Regions from separate parts of the Homo sapiens genome. Here region 2 is linked to region 1. A link is an interaction called in ENCODE POLR2A ChIA-PET data of the cell type or tissue named here. Cell type or tissue: OCI-LY7. All regions are shown on one strand. Each heading gives the region's core, and the rest is flanking DNA. Links, peaks and the distances in the headings are about the cores only.

Region 1 (10,888 bases), core at 1,384-9,383:
GATCAAAGAGAAACAGATGAAAAAAGTCATGTGTTTGGATGGGAATAATTAATATCATAAAGACAGAAATTTTTCTAACATTAAGGCATATATTTAATACAATTTCATTTAGACTCAGTCCCCTCAACCCCTTTGGATAAAATGAATATAGATGAATAATGCTCAGGAAATGGTAAGAAAATTATGAAAATAGAGATAAAGCAGGAGAGATTTGCCTTATCAGATGCTAAATATATTTAAAATTACAGGAGTAAAAACTTAATGGCATTGGAATAGAAGTAGATCAATAGATTATTAGAGCAGAGCAGAGTTCAGAAATAGATTCCAGATAAATGGAAATTTAATATAGGACAAAATGATATTTCAGTTCAGTGGGAAAAGGAGGTTTGTTTTTGTTTAATAAATGGCTGTGACATAATTGATTAACCATCTGGATAAAGTTGGACCCTTATCTCACACTGTATATAAAAATAAATTCCAGATGGATTAAAGATATAAGCTTAAAAAATAAAGCAATAAAGATGTTGGAACAATTTTATATTTGTCCATAAGCTAGAGTTTGGGAAGCACTTTATAGCCGAGACAAGAAACCCTGTATTTGATTACTCAAAAGCACATTGTGTAAGGGTAAAAGATGCCACAAGCAAAAGTTACAAGACAAACAATAGATTAGGAGAAAAATATGTGTCAGAAATATGACAGATAAAGATTAATATCTACACCATACAGAGAGCTCTTGAAAATTGATAAGAAAAATATACACACAAAGCAGAAAAATGGTCAAAGAATAAGAATATGCTCTTTACAGAAGAGCAAACCAAATAGCCAACAAAACATCTATTCTTTTATATTTTTATTTATTTATTTATTTATTTATTTATTTATTTATTTATTTATGGAGGCAGTGTCTTGCTCTGTCACCCAGAAACATCTATTCTTTACATCAGCTCTTCTGAGAAATTCTCCCTCCTGTGGCAGGTCAAAGGGTGAGATCATATGAGGCTCTATGATGGATGGAAATGAGGCAAAAATCATCATTTTTTCCCCATATCTTCCCCGCACAGACTACAGTGACTATGGTGGGAAGCTTCTCTCCAAGACACTCAAAGTGCATGGTGAAGAATGTGGACTCTAGCAGGGAGCTCTGCCAGAATAAAAGTCAGCCCAACCGGACCTGCACCTGTAGCATCCCAACCAGAGCAACCTACAAAGGTATGTGGATTCTTCTGGGTTATTTTTGTTATAAAATCAAAAAAACAAGGGAACCTCCTGAGTTTAGTTTGCCCAAGGAATATGAATAGTTCCCCCTCTGTAGACTCACTCCCTCACTACCCCCTGGTTCCCACTTTTGCTCTGGGTCCTCCTCACCTCTGGTTTACCTCATTCATTTACTCCAAGACCCCACTATCAGATATGCCTGGACAATGACAAGAGAAGGGCAAGTTGGATAGGAGAGTGCAGAAAAGCCAGATAGCACTGGGCCGACTACCCAAATGGTTTAGATAATTCAGAGATCTGAAAAGCAAGAAATGCCCTGGGTGAGATGAGAAATTTTAACAACCAATGTTCCATCAGTTTGAGTTCATTGCATTCATACATCCATCCAGGAAGTATTTACTGAACATCTACTATATGTGAGGCACTATGCTAGGTACTAGGGATACAGTGACTCCCCCTTGCCCCTAAAAAAAAGACTGTACACTGGGATAGAGAGAAGTAAGTAGCTCATTACAATGCAGTGTGTAAATACAGGGAACATAGAGTACCATGAGAAGCACATGAAAAATGTACCTTACCAGACATGGTGGAGGGGGAAGGGGTAAGGAAAGCTTCCTGGAGGAAGTGATGTCCAGACAAGGTGAGGGTAGAGTTGAGCCAGACAAAGACGATGGGGATGGGTATTTCAGACAGAGACCAACCTGCATGATGGCCAGGAGACAAAAAGCTTTATTTGAAGAACCAGAAGAGCTTCTACATGGCCAAGGCACATGGGGTAGGGGAAGGTGGAAAGGGGAGACGGAGGGAAGATAGATACCAAAGGAGGCAGCCAGGGGACCATGAAGGGCCTTGTGAACCGTGAATCCTGCGAGCTGTGATGAAACACTGAAAGGTTTAAGCCGGAGGCTGGCAGCACAATCAGATTTTTATTACAGAAAGGTTCCATTGTGCATTGTCTGTCTTTCCTGCTGGAATGTAAGCCCCATGGAGGCAGGGACTTGGAGAAGACATCTTCACTGCTGTGCTTAGAACAGTATCTGGCACAACGTAGGCATTCACAATCAATAAATGTTTCTTGAATGAATGAATGGCTTGAAGGTGGAGAATGGACCAAAGAAGGGAAAGACTGAAAGACTGAGTTCCAACAGATCACTTGGAGGGGTCCAAGTGAGAGAGAAAGTGAAAGCGGAAAGCTACTGGAGGGTCCAGGTGAGAGGGAAAGTGAGAGCTGGAGGAGAAGCCAAGGGGGATGGAGAGAAGTGGATTCAATAGATGGTCAGTAGGTACGGTGGGCAGACTGAGGACTCCTGAGTCTCTTCGAATGAGAAAGACTAGAAGTAGAGTTGAGTTCATGGAGTAGGTCTCCAGGACTGAGTGATGATCATTAATGGAGCTGAGTGGGTTTTATGGTGAGAGCTGGAGTTACCCAATATCTTAGTCCATTCTGGCTGCTATAACAAAATACCTTAGACTGGATAATTTATAAACAATAGAAATGTATTGCTTACAGCCCTGGTGACTGGGGAGTCCAAGGTCAAGGCTCCAGCAGATTCAGTGTCTGGTAATGGCTTGGCCTCTGACTTCGCAGATGGTGCCTTGTTGCTGTATTCTCACATACAGAAGGGGCAGGGGAGCTCTCTTAAGCCTCTTCTATAAGGACACTAATCACATTCATGAGGGTGCAGCCCTCATGATTTAATCACTTCACAAAGGCCCCGTGGCTTAATACTATCACATTGGGTATTAGATTCCAACTTATGAATTTAGGGGAGACATAAATATTCTGACCATAGCACCCAATTGATCCTAAATCCTTCAAAAGGCAATTTAATGCACCAGGCCAGAGAAGTGAGCTTAAAAATGCTCTCAGCCACTGGGTGGTGGCTGTTTGGGTCTGATTGCTTGGAAAATCACCTCAATTTTCCACTTTACTTTGTCCACACTGTGCAGCCTTTGTGATGCATTTCTGGTTAATTTTGTTCATTAAAACGCAGACCTTGCTCACCTATAAAATATGCCTCTAAAGTATTTGAGATCACCTTGTAAAGCTAGTTGGTTGCTTTTAGCGCCTCCATCCGTTGCACCCAACCCTTCACCTGCCGTTTTCTGAATATCTTACATATTCTGAACGGGCAAACAAATTTGCTTCCCAGCCTCTTGTACTCAGCCAGCCGGTGACCATTGCCAAGCCTTTATCCATGGCCTTCTTTAAACCTAGAATGGCTTCCCCCTTTCACAAAATCCTGTCTCCCTTTCTGCTTTGAAACATTGGAGAAAAGTCACCTCTTCCACATGCCCTTGCCAGATTCTGCTCTGACTTTCTCAGCCATTCTAACACCCCTTTGGTCCTCCATGCACACCCCTATCTTGGCACCCAGGTTACCAGAGGGAACTGAAACCACTCATATGGTTGTTTCCTTGACTGTGCTGTCATCACCTAAATTATTTTACCTCTTCCAGAATAACTGTAAATGCTTTCCTAGAAGAAATCATGAATATTCATTTCCTTGTGATATTTCCAAATAGAGTTTTGTGCCTATTTGGTGCTTGAAAAAAAGTATGACTTTTGCAGTCTTCATCACCGGACACTTATAGATTCCACTGGAGTGTATTTTCACTGGGAGTCCCTCTGAGCTGACTGTCCCTGTGTTCATTCTACTCACATGTATCAAGTGTCTGTTCAGAGGCTTTTGCAGAGAGGTCATGCCAGCCCTCCAAGCCTCTTTGTCTTGAGAACAGAAGATGATCATTTCACACACACCCTCTGTACGTGAACCGAATTTTATGTGGAATTCTGACTTTCAGAGGGAGTGTTATTGCTGTGGAGAAGGACCTTAAAGTAAGGGTTTTTAGACTTTGGGAACCACACACTAATAAAATTTCAATGAGAAAATTAGGGTTGCCAACGGAGTCAAGCCAGCTTCTTATTTTGTCAAGACTTAGATTTAAAAAGCACCCTCTCGGCCAGGCATGGTGGCACACGCCTGTAATCCCAGCACTTTGGGAGGCTGAGGCGGGCAGATCACTTGAGGTCAGGAGTTCAAGACCAGCCTAGCCAACATGGTGAAACCCCGTCTCAACTAAAATAAATAAATAAACAAACAAATAAATAGTACCACCTCCTATTCCTATTAATTCACCAAAGGAAAAAGATATTAATACCTTGTTATTAGCACTGGTCCGTGGACAGAAGGGGATTTGAAAGGTGCTATTCTGTGTTGTGGCCCCAAACCTGGGCTCTATACAATTGTTCCATGGGGAGCAATGCAACCACAGGTTCCTGGGTCCACCCCAGGCTTGCTAAATCAGAATATTTAGGGGCATGGCCCTGGGATCTATAGCTTTGTAAATTTCTCAGGTGATTCTGATAGAGAACTGGGTTTGGGAATCACTACCTTGGATAGAGCATATATGTTTAAAGAGATACAGGAAATACTACATTTCTCTAATGCTGATTTAGTAGTTTTGAAATCCTTGTTATTTTGTTCTTTTGGGGTTTTCTAACCAATGAGTAGGTTTTCAAAGGCAAATAAGAAAACCTTTATCACAGATTTGGTGACAGTTGACCCCAAGAAGATCGTGGAACCCAGCCCATGGAAACTACACTTTAGAGTATGTTAGGTAAATATTTGCAGCGTGGATTTTTCTGAAGGTGCAGGATTTCTAATGCTCCGGTTTTCATGTTCTAGGCACTTCTTGCTCGGTGACTTGTTTTGTTCTTATGCCTTGGCCAATTAAAAGCTGAGATAGTGATCCCTAGGAGAGTATGAGATGTAAATGAGCTGTAAAATGGCTTCTTCCTAGTGATTATTCATGGGAGGCTTGGAACTCGAGGTGGGTTCAGTCTGTTTGGAGGCTTGAGCTGTGCACTTCGGCTGCCTGATGCGAATGGCCTATGGGGAAGGAACCACATACTGATTGAAATGTTAGCAAACAGCTGGCACGCTCCTGCCCACTATGCAGAGGAAGCAAAAATATTTATCTTTTTTTGCATTTACAGCTATGCTTGACTATAGCAGGACTCCACCGTAAATGACATTTTCCCCCCTTCCCTCCAGATGTTTCAGTTGTCAACGTGATGTTCTCCTTCGGTTCTTGGAATTTATCAGACAGATTCAACTTTACCAACTGCTCATCATTAAAAGAGTAAGATTTTATTTGAAATTTGAATATTCTCTCGTTGATCTTAATTTACTTATTTGTTTGACTCCTCGATTTCCTAAAGAACTCTTTTGTGAGACAGAACTTTCCAAAATGCCTTTTGAAGCATGGTGTAATGGGAGATAGGAGAGCCACCGAGCTAATAAGCTCCGCTCGCACATTCTAGCCCTGACTAGTAAGCTGGCGCTGCGAGGGAGAGAAATCCCCTGTGCTTAAGTGTTCATACCCACAGGGAAATATGTCTTCCCAGGACCGAGAGGCAGCCTTGAAGTAAGTAAAGAAGAAGGGACAAGCCAGGTGTGGTGGCTCACATCTGGAATCCCAGCACTTTAGGAGGCTGAGGTGGGCAGATCGCTTGAGCCCAGGAGAGTTTGAGACCAGCCTGGGCAATATAGTGAGACGCCATCGCTACAAAAAAACACAAAAGTTAGCCAAGCATGGTGGTATGTGCCTGTAGTCCCAGCTACTTGGGAGGCTGAGGTGGGAGGATCACCTGAGCCTAGGAGATGGAGGTTGCAGTGAGCCGGGATGGCGCCCCGCATTCCAGTCTGAGTGACAGAGTGAGATTGTCTCAACAAAAAGAAGGAGCGCTGCTAGGTTCTCTTCTGATTGGAATGGCTTCGGGAATTTGGGCGGAACGAGAAGCCTTGAGTGTAGGGGTAAAAAGTCTTACTTGAGAAGGACAAGGTGAAGTCCCTTTCACCAAAAGAACATGTTCCTGCTGCCCCCCTTTTCACCATCTTTGGCCTCTTTGAGCTACATAGGCCCCTGAGTTAGTGCCAAACCTCACTCCTTGCTTCTAAAGCAGCAAGAGGACAGAGGAAATATGTTTCTCAGATGCCTGACTTGCCAATTGGAAGTTGGGATGGAGGCCTGCAGGGCACCTTGGGAGGCTGCATGAGTAGCAGTGCTGTAGATCACTGCATAGTTTGATTGACCAGTTATGTGAGCACCAAATGGGAGTTTCTTTTGTCCTGGCCTGGGAACCATGGTTTCTATGGGGAAAATGAATTTGAACTTGAAGCTGAGCTAGGAGGCTGCTCTTGAATGATTAGAACAGGAGCCCCTGGGCCTCATCTCTTCCACTGAGGCACTTTGAAAAAGATGACACAAGGCCCAGTTCAATTATTGCTAAGAAACAGAATGGATTTAAGGAGAAAAAAATACAAAAATTGCTACAGAAAGCCTCAGAAGTTCATGAAAATAGGAAAAAAGGGTGTGAATTAAATAGAATTATATAGCTCAAAGACAGTTGAAAGAACGTAGCTCCCCCGATGCCCACTTTAAGGCCAGATGAAAGGAACCGACTAGCCCCAGGTCCCACAACTTGGTAATTAAGAACCAGACCTCAGACCTAGGTCCCCCAGGGAGGGTGAGCGCCCTTTCCATAGGTAACTGCTTCCTGTTAGGAAAGCACTTAGTACAGTAATCACACCCTGGGGGTAGAAGAAGCGAGCAAATCACAAACCCGTGTCTAGCTCACTTAGGTGGCCGGATCCACGCAAAAGCCAGTGTGTCCTCTCCTTCCACGGAAACTGCAGTTTCTGTAGATCAGAATCTCAGAATGTTTCCTCATTTCTTGGAGAAGGTATAAAACAAACTGGGTCCCCCGGCCCTGTGCTAGCACCCCTTGCTAGAGCTAAGGCTTCCTCTGGCCTCCCTTGGCCCTGTTTCCAGATCAACCCTGATTTCCCTTTTTAACATTCCTTCTCATAAGTGCTTTTCAAGTCCTCCACAGTTTACCCAATCATGATAGGTGATTTGATTAGTAGAAACACAATTCTTCCTTAATTTGATTATAAAGCAAACACAGGCACCTCGTTGCCTCTGCTTGCCAGCTAACACTTTCTGTCTCACATCTTCCAGGCAGTTGGCAGTGTGACTGCTGGAGTGAGTGAGGGCTTCCTGATTTTGGAAGGCAGAGTGGGTAGAGGCGGGGAGAGAGAGAGATCCATCTCCAGAGGGACTTACCTGAGGGTAGACAAATAGCAGAACTGGATTCAGAAACAGATTCATTGGGTTCCTATTATCTACAGACCAGCAGGTGACCCAGCTTCAGGTTTCCATGGCAACACCCCTGCAGGTGCCATTCCGGCCCATCAACCTGAGGGCTTCCAAGAGCAGGGCACAAAGCCTCACAGGAATGTCTGTCCAGGGATTTTTTTTTTTTTTTGCCTTCTTTTAAATGCTTGCATGCCACATCACAGAGGGAAATTCTAGGATGTGAACATTGTCCTAAAACGCAGGAATTAAGTCAGTTTTCTGTGTTGCTAGATGCCCAGCATGCGTAGAAACTGGCTGCGCGTGGTGTAAAAGTGCAAGAAGGTGTATCCACCCCTTCACAGCTTGCGACCCTTCTGATTATGAGAGAAACCAGGTAAAGTGACATTTTTGGTATTGTAAGTCTTAACCGCCGGGCATGGTGGCTCACGCCTGCAATCCCAGCATTTTGGGAGGTCGAGGCGGGTGGATCAATTGAGGTCAGGAGTTCGAGACCAGCCTGACCAACATGGCAAAACCCTGCCTCTACTAAAAATACAAAGTTAGTGGGGTGTGGTGGCGCATGCCTGTAATCCCAGCTACTCGGGAGGCTGAGGCAGGAGAATCACTTGAACCCGGGAGGCGGAGGTTGCAGTGAGCCGAGATCGCGCCACTGCACTCCCAGCCTGGGTGACAGAGTGAGACTCCGTCTCAAAAAAAAAAGGTTTAACCAAAAATAAATGTTTGTGACTGCCTGGTCCTACCTTCTCTTTTATGTTTGTTGCACACTTTGAATTTACCACCCATCTGGATGTTGAAGGGATGTTCTCCATTCCAGGAACAGTGTCCAGTGGCTGTCGAGAAGACATCAGGAGGAGGAAGACCCAAGGAGAACAAGGGGAACAGAACCAACCAGGCTTTACAGGTCAGACCCTATTTTTGTGTGGTTGAGGGGAAAACCTGTCTTTGAATGACCATGACCACAACTCATACTACTTTGGGTTCCTTAAAAAAATTCTCTATTTTACTTTCTACCAAAATTCCCTTTTGTGTCTTTGGTTTTTTAACCAAGTTTCACTTAATTAGCGCAATACATCAATGGCTGGACACTCACATAAAATAAATTAAAACTCTGTAATTATGAAAAATGATGTTGCTCTGGTCGAAATAAAATTGTAAAGGTGACTTTGCGGCTCACTGGTGAAGAGCTGGAAGGAAGTTTAGCATTCCATCTGAGGGATTTCAACTTGCACTTTATATAATTGCGTTTCTGGGGGTTATGTGTGTGGATGGGGGTCTGTGCAAAGTGTGCAAACTAACCTCGATTCCGTTGTTTTTTTTCAACTTTGTAGGGACGTCTAACCAGTAGTGAACACTGCTAAACCAGAATTGTTATAGAATGTGTATTTCTCTCGCCTTCTCACAAGCAGTTATTAATCCATGAACTTTCCTTGGAAATGCCCGTTATTTTCTTCATAGTAAATTACATAAGCCCCCACGTCAGTCATGTTTGAAAAGAGGGGACATGTCAACGTAAACATTTCTGGGCGGAACACATGTGGCTGTGCTTACAACTTCACTCAGTCAACAAAAGTTCATTGAGCATCTATATGTGGTAAAACACAAAAAGAGGATAAGTCCTGCCCTCGCTAACCTTGGAGTCTAGCAGAAATAGACAAATTAAAAATGACAGCTCTGGGGAGAAAAGGGCTCCATTTTCCATTTCTCTAATCTGTGGTTTTGACTTCTCCACTTGCTGCTTACCTAAGGTCAAGTGCAAAGGTAAATAAGTAGCATATTTTGAATCATTACTGAAAAGTTTATAGTAACTTCAGGTGAATTAACAACCAGGCAGAGGGAATATGAATCAAATGGATATGAAGTTAATTAAAGGCATTAGAAAAGCTTGATGCTCAGGTATCTCCAGACTTTAGCAGTCTCTGAGGTCTTGTTAAGTAATGGGCTCCTTTTCTCATCCCATTGGTTTGGAAAACTAAGACACAGCGACAAGGACTTGGATCAGGAAGACAGTGGCTTTGTGGCTTTTTCTTTTTAATTAAACTTTGTTGTTGTTCCAGGGTTTGTTTGTTTGTTTTTTCGTTTTGATAAAATACACAAACAAAATTTACCATTTTTATTGCTTTTAAGTGTACAGTTAGTTGAGGTAAGTACATTCACATCATTGCACAACCTATCTCCAGAACTCTTTTCATCTTGCAAAACTGAAACTCTATGCTCGTTAAATAATAACTCTTCATCTCTCCTTCCCCCCAGCCCTTGGAAACCGCCATTCTAATTTTTTGTCTCTATGAATTTGACTACTCTAGGTACCTCATGTAATTGAATTTGTCTATTTGTGCTGGCGTCTTTCACTTAGCATGATGTCCTCAAGGTTCATCTGTGTGGTCGCATGGGTCAGAATTCCCTTCTTTTCTAAGGTTGACTAATATTCCAGTGTATGTATATACCATATTTTGTTTATCCATTCATCCATGGATTAACGCTTGGGTCGCTTCCACATTTTAGCTATGATGAATAATGCTACTAGGAACGTGGGTGTGCTGCTATTTCTTCGAGACCCTGCTCTCAGTTCTTTTCGGTATATGCCCAGAAGCAGAATTACTGGATTGTATTGTAATTCTCTTTTTGGTTTTTTGAAGAACCATTGTACCGTTTTCCATAGCAACGATACCATTTTGCATTCCCACCAACAGTGCACAAGGGTTCCAGTTTCACCCCATCCTCACCAATACTTGTTATTTTCGATTTTGTTTGATAGTAGCCATCCTAATATGGGTCAGGTGGTATCTCATTGTGGTTTTGATTTGCATTTCCTTGATGATTAATGATGTTGAGCATCTTTGTGTATGCTTGCTGGCCATTTGTATATCTTCTCTGGAGAAATGTCTAATCAAGTCCTTTGCCCATTTTTAAAATTGGGTTATTTTTGTTGTTGTTGAGTTGTAGGAGTTCTTTATGTATTCTGGGTATCAACCCCCTATCAGATATATCATTTGCAAATATTTTCTACCATTCCATAGGTTTCCTTTTCATTCCGTTGACTGTGTCCTGTAATACACAGAGTTTTTAATTTTGATGAAGTCCAGTTCATTTATTTTTTCTTTTATTGCCCATGCTTTTGGTGTCAGATCCAATAAATCATTGCCAAATTCAATGTCATGAAACTTTCTTTCTGCATTTATTTGTAAAGGTCTGTAGCACTTATATTTTGGCCTCTGATTCATTCTCAGTTCATTTTTATATATGGCATAAGAAATGGGTCTAACTTCATTCTTTTGCATGTGGATATCCAGTTTTCCCAACATCATTTGTTGAAAAAAATGTCCTTTCCCCCATTGAATGGTCTTGGCACCCTCGTTGAAAATCATTTCACCATATTTGTGAGAGTGTATTTCTGGGTGTTCTTTTCTATTCTATTGGTCTATGCCTGTCTTTATGGCAGTAACGCACTGTTTGATTACTGTAGCTTTGTAAAGTAAATTTTGAAATCAGGAAATGTGAATTCTTC
Region 2 (8,000 bases), core at 1-8,000, 630 kb before region 1:
ACTCACTCATTCAATAAATATTTACTGAGCATCTACTTGTTGTAGTCATGAAGCAAGGTTCTGAGGAATGTTAAAAAACACAGTCCCTGGCCGGGCACAGTGGCTCACACCTGTAATCCCAGCACTTTGGGAGGCCGACACGGGTGGATCACTTGAGGCCAGGAGTTCAAGACCAGCCTGGCCAACATGGCAAAACCCTGTTTCTACTAAAATTACAAAAATTCGCCAGGTGTGATGGCGTGTGCCTGTAGTCTCAGCTACTCTGGAGGCTGAGGCACGAGAATCACTTGAACCCGGGAGGCAGAGGTTGCAGTGTGCTGAGATGGCACCACTGCACTCCTGCCTGGGTGACAGAGTGAGACTGTCTTAAAGAAAAAACAAAAACAAAAAACATAGTCCCCGACCTCAAGGAGATTCTGTATAGCAGAGAAACACACAAGCCAGCATGCCATGATACATGGTACAATAAGATAATGGCTGCAACGGAGGTCTCTGCAAAGAGCAGCTGAGCAGAGAAGACCTATCTGGATCTGTTTGAAGGAGTCAAGAAAGAAATCAGAAAGGAGGCAGCTTTTCATCTGAGACTTAAAAAATCAGTTGGTGGCTGGGCGCAGTGGCTCACGCCTGTAATCCTAGCACTTTGGGAGGCAGAGGTGGGCAGATCACGAGGTCAGGAGATCGAGACCATCCTGGCTAACACAGTGAAACCCCGTCTCTACTAAAAATACAAAAAAGTAGCCGGGCGTGGTGGCACGCGCCTGTAGTCCCAGCTACTTGGGAGGCTGAGGCAGGAGAATCGCTTGAACCTGGGAGGCAGAGGTTGCAGTGAGCTGAGATTGTGCCACTGCACTGCAGCCTGGGTGACAGAGCGAGACTCTGTCTAAAAAAAAAAAAAAAAAAAAGTTTGGCTAGGCCAAAGAGCCAGGCAAGGCAGTTCCAAGTAGAGCAGACCACACGAAGGTGTGAGAGAACACAGTTTGTTCCCATAAGTTCTACCACTGTGGGTGGAGCTTCAAATGCAAAAGAGGAAACCAACTAGGAGATAACCCTAAGTTGGTGGGCAGGGAACTGAGCACTCAGGGCTTTGCCTGCCTCTCAAAAGAGTTTGTATTTTATGTGGGAAGTGAAGGAGCTATCGAAGGCTTTTGAACAACAGAGTGACCGCATCAGATTTGGTGGCAATATGGAGGCTGCTCTGGAGGGACGTGACCTGAGATCAGGGCTTCTGAACTTTATCCCTAGACTTGCAAGGGACCCATGGATAAGATGTCTGGGATCTGTGAACTTGGATTGGAAAAAAGCGTTATACTGTCATTTTCACTATCCTCTAAACTGAAATTTAGCATTTCCTTCAAATAAGAATCTAGGCAACGGATCACAGTAGAATTAACAGAAGATGTGAGTTTATCACCAGTAGAAATGCTCTGATAGCATATTACAGTTGTTGTAGGTATTTCAAAATATCTTTTACACTTATCACTAAACTGAAATTATTATAGATATTAGACTCACTGCCATAAATTGTTACTTAATGAATTAATAAAGAACATATATAACTGTGTGACAAATATAAAAAATAATTTGATATTTACATTTTAATATAATGTATCTTTTGTTTTTATTTTATGATTTAAGCACAGTATTCTGAGAAGGGGTCCATAAAAAAAGTCAAAACTCAACACACCAGAGGATGTGAGTCAAAACTCACATCACCAAAGGAACGTGATCGTTGAGGAGGTCAGTGTAGCCTAAGGCAGCGATGGGGAGAAGGAGGAAGAGGAGTTGGAAGAATTTGTGAGAAATTCTGGAGACAGTGAATTTTTTTTTTTTTTTTTGAGCCAGAGTCTCGCTCTGTTGCCCAGAGACTAGACTGCAATGGCATGTTCTTGGCTCACTGCAATCTCCACCTCCCAGGTTCAAGCAATTCTCCTGTCTCAGCCTTCCAAGTATCTGGGACTACAGGCATGCACCACCAAGCCTAGCTAATTTTTTTTTTTTATTTTTAGTGGAGAAGGGGTTTTGCCATGTTGGCCAGGCTGGTCTTGAACTCCTGACCTCAGGTGATCCACCCGCCTCGGCCTCCCAAAGTGCTGGGATTACAGGCGTGAGCCACCGCGCCTGGCCTGACAGAGTGAATTTGTTGATAGATCAGGGACATAAAGCAGGGGTAGGGGTACGCATAGACCCCATTTCCTCCAGCAGTTTTCTGGCTGGAGCAGAATGCTTATGCTTGCCACATGTGTTCCTTTCTTCCCAGTGCTATCATTATTTACCGTACAGCATGGTTTAAAACACGGAAAACATCCATCCTTTGCTTCCCTCCTCTGTGCCTGCCAGTCCTACACCTTTCTCAACTCTTTTAGTGTTATCTTCTCCAGCTAGACTGCAGATTCTGGGCAGGCAGTGCCTTGCAGTCTGCGACCCCATCATATATTTTTCACAGTTGATGTTGAATACATGACTGATAGATTTCAAAGGCATTTCCTGTTTTGAGGTCACCATGTACACCATATTCTAGTTACAGAAATTATACCAACCTTGACATTCTGGGAATTTTTTTTTTAAATTCCCATGGGTTCTATCATTTGTCTTCTCATAAAATAATACAAAATGTGCAAATAAAAAAATCCATATGCTTGGGCTTCCTGATTGTTTTTATTAAAGTGAGTTTAGTGATGGTGGGTTAAATAATGCTGTAATCTTAAGCCAGAAATTGAGAATATGGATTTGAAATGTCCCCATTCCCTTTTTTTGTTTGTTTTTGTTTTGTTTTGTTTGCTGTTGCATGTTCTTGGCAGCAGTGGTTGATGTCAGTATTGTTGCCCATGTTGTAGACTGCAGATGTTGCAGTGTAGCTTAGTACTTTGGTTCGCTTGCTGAAATTCCTCACTGTGCTTCTTATGAGGTCCAGGAACATATAGATTTGCAGTCTGATGTATTTTGATGATTGCCAGATAAAACTGATGTCTGGCACTTTTTCCAGGAGAAACACATGTAGACGTTTCCAAGTTGATTTGTAGGGACTTAGTGTTATTAGAACTTTGTGGCAAAACTTTTTCTCAAGTGGCAGAAGAAATAAAGGAACTTCAGTTTTGAGGGCTGTTAACAGCACTTCCATTAGTGGCAAAGCTGAGATGGTTGACAAAGTACTGGATTGTTGAGATGGACCTTCCAGGCCGGGTGTGGTGGCTCACGCCTGTAATCCCAGCACTTTGGGAGGCCAAGGTGAGCGGATCATGAGGTCAGGAGTTCGAGACCAGCCTGACCAACACGATGAAACTCCATCTCTACCAAAAATACAAAAATTGGCCTGGTGTGGTGGTGCGCGCCTATAATCTCAGCTACTCAGGAGGCTTGAACCCGGTAGGTGGAGGTTGTAGTAAGCTGAGATCGCGCCACTGCACTCCAGACTGGGTGACAGAGCGAGACTCAGTCTCAAAAAAAAAAAAGAATAAGCAAGTACTGTATTTGGACTTTTAAGCATTACTGATACAGTAAAATACAGTTTTAGCTACCGACGCAAGACTAGCACCCAAGATTTTAGAAAAAGGCACTTTTTCCCTTTTATTTTCCAATAACATTTCTCAATCTGGTAACCAGAGAGACTACTCTGGGATTAATTTGAGTCTGATTGCTGTTTACTGTTCTAACAAGAACAGTTTTTTTGGAGAGGAGAGCAGAGTTTAGGAGAAACGAACTATTAAAAGTTAGCTTCCCGTATGGGCGTGGTGGCTCAGGCCTGTAATCCCAGCACTTTGGGAGGCCGAAGTGGGCGGATCACGAGGTCAGGAGATCGAGACCATCCTGGCCAACATGGTGAAACCTGTCTCTACTAAAAATACAAAAATTAGCTGGGCGTGGTGGCACGTGCCTGTAATCCCAGCTACTCCGGAGGCTGAGGCAGAAAGAATCGCTTGAACCCAGCAGGCAGAGCCGAGATGGCGCCACTGCACTCCAGCCTGGGCGACAGAGCAAGACTCCGCCTCAAAAAAAAAAAAAAAAAAAAAAAAAAAAAAAAAAAAAAAGTTAGCTTCCCAGTGTACACATGAAAAGTACAATCCTTTTCTTCATTTATATTATAATTATTTGAAGAGCAAATTAGGTATTGTTAGTGAAGAAATGAGAGTGATTACCTGGTAATATGATGAGTTACTTTTTCTTTAAACTTACTGGCTTTTCCCTTAACACTAATGGTCTGGATAACAAGTTTTTACTTGTTGGCAGTGCAGTTTAGCCTCCGAACACTCTTGGAACAAAATGACTAATTTTTTTTAACGCTTTATTGAAATATAAATTTTAGGAGAGTAAACATTTTCGATTTGGAAGAAGTAGTTACGTTACAGACCTTCAAATCCAGCTTGTTCGGGAGACTTGACATTTAATCACTAGGCTAATGAAGCGCCAGAAGAGAGAGCTTTTATGGTTAGAAAGGGAGGTGTTTTTTAAAAAAAAAACAAACGAACAAACAAAAAAAAAAAAACAAGGCTCAGCCCGAGATACTGGAAGCGACTTGACCTTGATTTACATATACAAGGAACGGAAATGAATTAGCCCGGCTAGATATTTCTAGGAACTAGTTAAGGGAGAATGAACAAGATGGGAGCGAGGAGAAAGCGTGTGTGCGTTCGTGTGTGGCTGTCTGTCTGTCTGTCTGCGGCAAGAGGAATCTCAGAGTTTCGGTTATTTCTCCTTGAAGAATTTTCAAACGGAGTTCCTGCAGGGGCTGGCTCTAGCGTCTACGATGTGCACACACTGTCTCTCAAGAGGGAAGTGATCCTGGCGCCACGGGGTGATGCAGCAGAAGTTCTTTTTGTCTGTGGCCAGGGTAGAGTGCGGAGCCCCACGGAGCTGTGGCGTGGCGGCTCCTCCCAGACGCGTCCGGGGCGCCGCTCGGGTCTCCCAGGACCTTATGTAACCCAGCGTCGGCAGCAAGGAGCCGGTCACAGGCTGACCAACGTCAAGGCGTTTCACTTTGGAAGCGCACCAGATGAGTGTGGTATTGAGAGCAGACGGCTGGGTGCAATGTTTTTGCCGCATATCTCATGGGTTATTTTAATCTTTTCACGTAGTCTTAAGGGTCTCACTAGACCGTATATGAGAATGTGGCCAGGGATGTGGCTTCTATAGATTGTCCCAGATAAGAGCATCCCTTTTGTTTTTGTTAATGCAGGGTAAATACAACCTCTTCTTAGGAGCTAGTTTTTCAATTATTCTAAAAGTGATAACATGCTCATGGTTCAAAATTTAGTCAGTTCAGAAGTGCACAAAATGAAAAAATTGTCCAACTCCCGTCCCACTCCCCAGAGGTAACTATTATTAAAAGTTTCCTTTTTATTGTTCCAGAATTTTTTTAATGCAGTCGAAGCCTCTATTTAAATCATGTTTTAAAGCACACACAAATATTATTGTACTATACTTTCTGCTCTGCAATTTGCTTTTAAAATTTAATATTTGGACTCTCTATGTCTACCTTTCTCTCTATATATCTATTTATATCTTCATGGCAACATAAGGCTTTGCCTCATTCTTTTCAACAGCTGCACAATATTCCATGATATGAATGTACCATTACTGATTGAATCAGTCTCCTGCTAGTGGATATACAGGTTGTTCCCAGTTTCGTGCTATTACAAACAACGGTGCGGTACAAATCTGTGTGCTAATTGTTGCTGTGTGCTTATGGGAACATATATGTTGAGTACATTCTTAGAAGTGGAACTTTGGGGCCCAAGGGTACATGGCACTTAACATTTTAATAGATATTTACTTTCAAATCACATTCCCAAAAGGTTGTTCCCATGCATATTTCAGATGGAAATAAATTCTGTCTTTCAAGTTGTACACATAGCTGAGGGTTTTCCTTAAAATACTGTTCATTTTTAAACAGCATATTTTCCATTGAGATCGAATAAACTTGTTTATTTGCTAATTAATTGCCCTTGAAGTTAAATCTCTATTCTAGAAAAGATGTCTGAGAAACCTAGTGGAAAGGCCTCAACAACTTCGTCCCAGCCTTGATCAGAGACATTCACAGCTATGGGACAGGCACATGGCTCTATGCCTTGACTGTGGCTTCATAGACAGCTGTCTTTAAAAACCCTAGGGTAGGACTGAGAAAGCTTTTTTTTTTTTTTTTTTTTTGGTATGTGTAATAATATCATCTTCAATTAGTTCTGTTCAAAGGACATCGATTAAGCACAACTATAGTAAAAGTTTCTCCAGTTCCCTACTCTCTGTCCCCTTATCCTGGTTTCCTGCCTTCTCTCTCCCCTTTTGTGTTTGTTTCTTTTCATACCAGTTATCCTCTGCACCCACTCCTGACACCAGATTGGGTGGCCAGTTCTAGGAACAATGAAACTGATTTCCTACAACTGGAAGGTGGTTCTGGAGAGGGAATTAGCTTTGCCTAAGATTATTATCACGCTGACCCGACTCTATATCTAGATCCTGCCTCCAGTGGGATAGCTGATCTGCTATGACTCCCAAATGCCTAAAGCTCTCCGCCTACTCAGAAACACAGCATCTTCTTTAAAGCTCCAGAAGAGAGAGCTTTTATGGTTAGAGAAGGAGGTTTAAGAAAAGCAAACAAATAGGGCTCAGCCTGAGATACTGGAAGCAACTTGACCTTGATTTACATATACAAGGAACAGAAATAAATTAGATATTAGAATTAAATTAAAATCAAATTTTAATTTAGATTTGTATAGGTAAGACCTATTACAGATGAAGCCAGATACCAAGATATGTTTCAAAAAACATGTGGTTCACATTGCTATTAAATTGTTTATAAATGATCATAGTAGCATCCCAATTACCTTTTAGATTATAGCCAACTTTTTGGGAATTACAGGACTTTTACAAGTATTTTATTTCCCAAATTACCTGCTTATCTGGAAAATAACCCTAGTAAGACCAAGCCCACTCATCCTGAAAACTCATCTTAAATGAAGCCAAGTCAAGTCAGAATAAGATCTGGGTGTCAGCAAAAAGGAAAACAAACAAACAAAAATCAAACCGAACCACGCTAAAATAAAATAAAATAAATTTCCCATTTAAAGTCTGAATCCCTTTGGCTTTGTAAGCTACTGTTACCATACAGAGGCATCTGCCTTAAAATAAAGGAAATAAATCAAGAGCGTAGAAAACCTGTTTAATCAAAACTCTTAATTTCAAATCAGTGTTTCCATAACACATTACAAGCCAGCAGGAAGAGAGGGGAGGCAAAATGTGCAGTTCCATGATGTCCCCAAATAGAATGTTCACAACTGACAGGAAGCACCTGGGGGATTATGATTATTTGCTTTAGAAATTCAAAAATAAATTGTTTTTTGAAATAAAAAGGGAAGAACAAATCGGTTTCTCAGTTCAGGTTGTTTTTAACACTTCACACACATCCATTTTTATAATCCCAATTCAGAAGACAATGAATTCAAGTTAATAATGTATTTAAATTTAAGGATAATGCAGAGAATGTCAAAATAGAAAATTGCAATAGAACAGTTGAGCTGAACTCTGAGGCTCCTTTTCTTATTTTGACTCAAGTTGACCTTCAATATTATAGTACTTTCATTTTTACAGCTCTTTACATATTCTGTAAAAAAGCTTTTAAAAAGTGAAATGAAGATGTTTCTTAACTATTAAATTTCTATTGCCTAACTCTTTTAATTTTTTGAGTCCATTAAGACTTTAGAAGATATTCTTTCTCAAATGTGTCATTTAATTAACAATTTGCTAATGGCCTTGATAGGATTTTTCCATTTTTGTTTTCCAAATCAAGAAATCTCCATGTTCCTTTTATTATTTTCACTTTGTTTCTTTAGATATAATTCTTGTTTTTCCTGGATAATTAGTATAGAATTTATTTATTGTAGAGAACTCTGTTCTGACAGCTGATAATATAAATATATGTTTGACCCACATTACTAGAAAGAATGTTATGTAAGGGAGTTTGTCAGGGAATATCAGCTCTCGAACACTGGGAGTTCAGGGAAAGAAATGAA

The links. ChIA-PET counts read pairs that join two places held together with the same protein. Peaks named below come from ENCODE experiments on the same cell type or tissue, not always from the same donor. Only the 100,000 strongest peaks of a DNase experiment are listed, where the experiment ranks them.
Region 2: POLR2A ChIA-PET joins it to region 1 with 13 read pairs; 2 of 35 experiments call an interaction of 5 or more read pairs at or near these places.

The regions. Positions count from the first base shown.
Region 1 is chr12:94,218,952-94,229,839 of GRCh38, forward strand. PLXNC1 (plexin C1) reads left to right here. Exons shown (of 31, transcript NM_005761.3): 6 at 1,065-1,212; 7 at 5,277-5,364; 8 at 7,654-7,756; 9 at 8,198-8,284. Among named protein-coding and RNA genes, the nearest start is that of PLXNC1-AS1, 48 kb to the left of the region's middle. In OCI-LY7, for the core only: no CTCF peak of the experiment used is centred there; DNase peaks (open chromatin) are centred at 2,070 and 3,600.
Region 2 is chr12:93,586,798-93,594,797 of GRCh38, forward strand. It overlaps a transcript of SOCS2 not described here. Among named protein-coding and RNA genes, the nearest start is that of SOCS2, 18 kb to the left of the region's middle. RefSeq lists an enhancer at 4,324-4,883. In OCI-LY7, for the core only: no CTCF peak of the experiment used is centred there; DNase peaks (open chromatin) are centred at 4,784, 6,064 and 7,254; H3K4me3 peaks cover 2,362 bases; H3K27ac peaks cover 2,455 bases.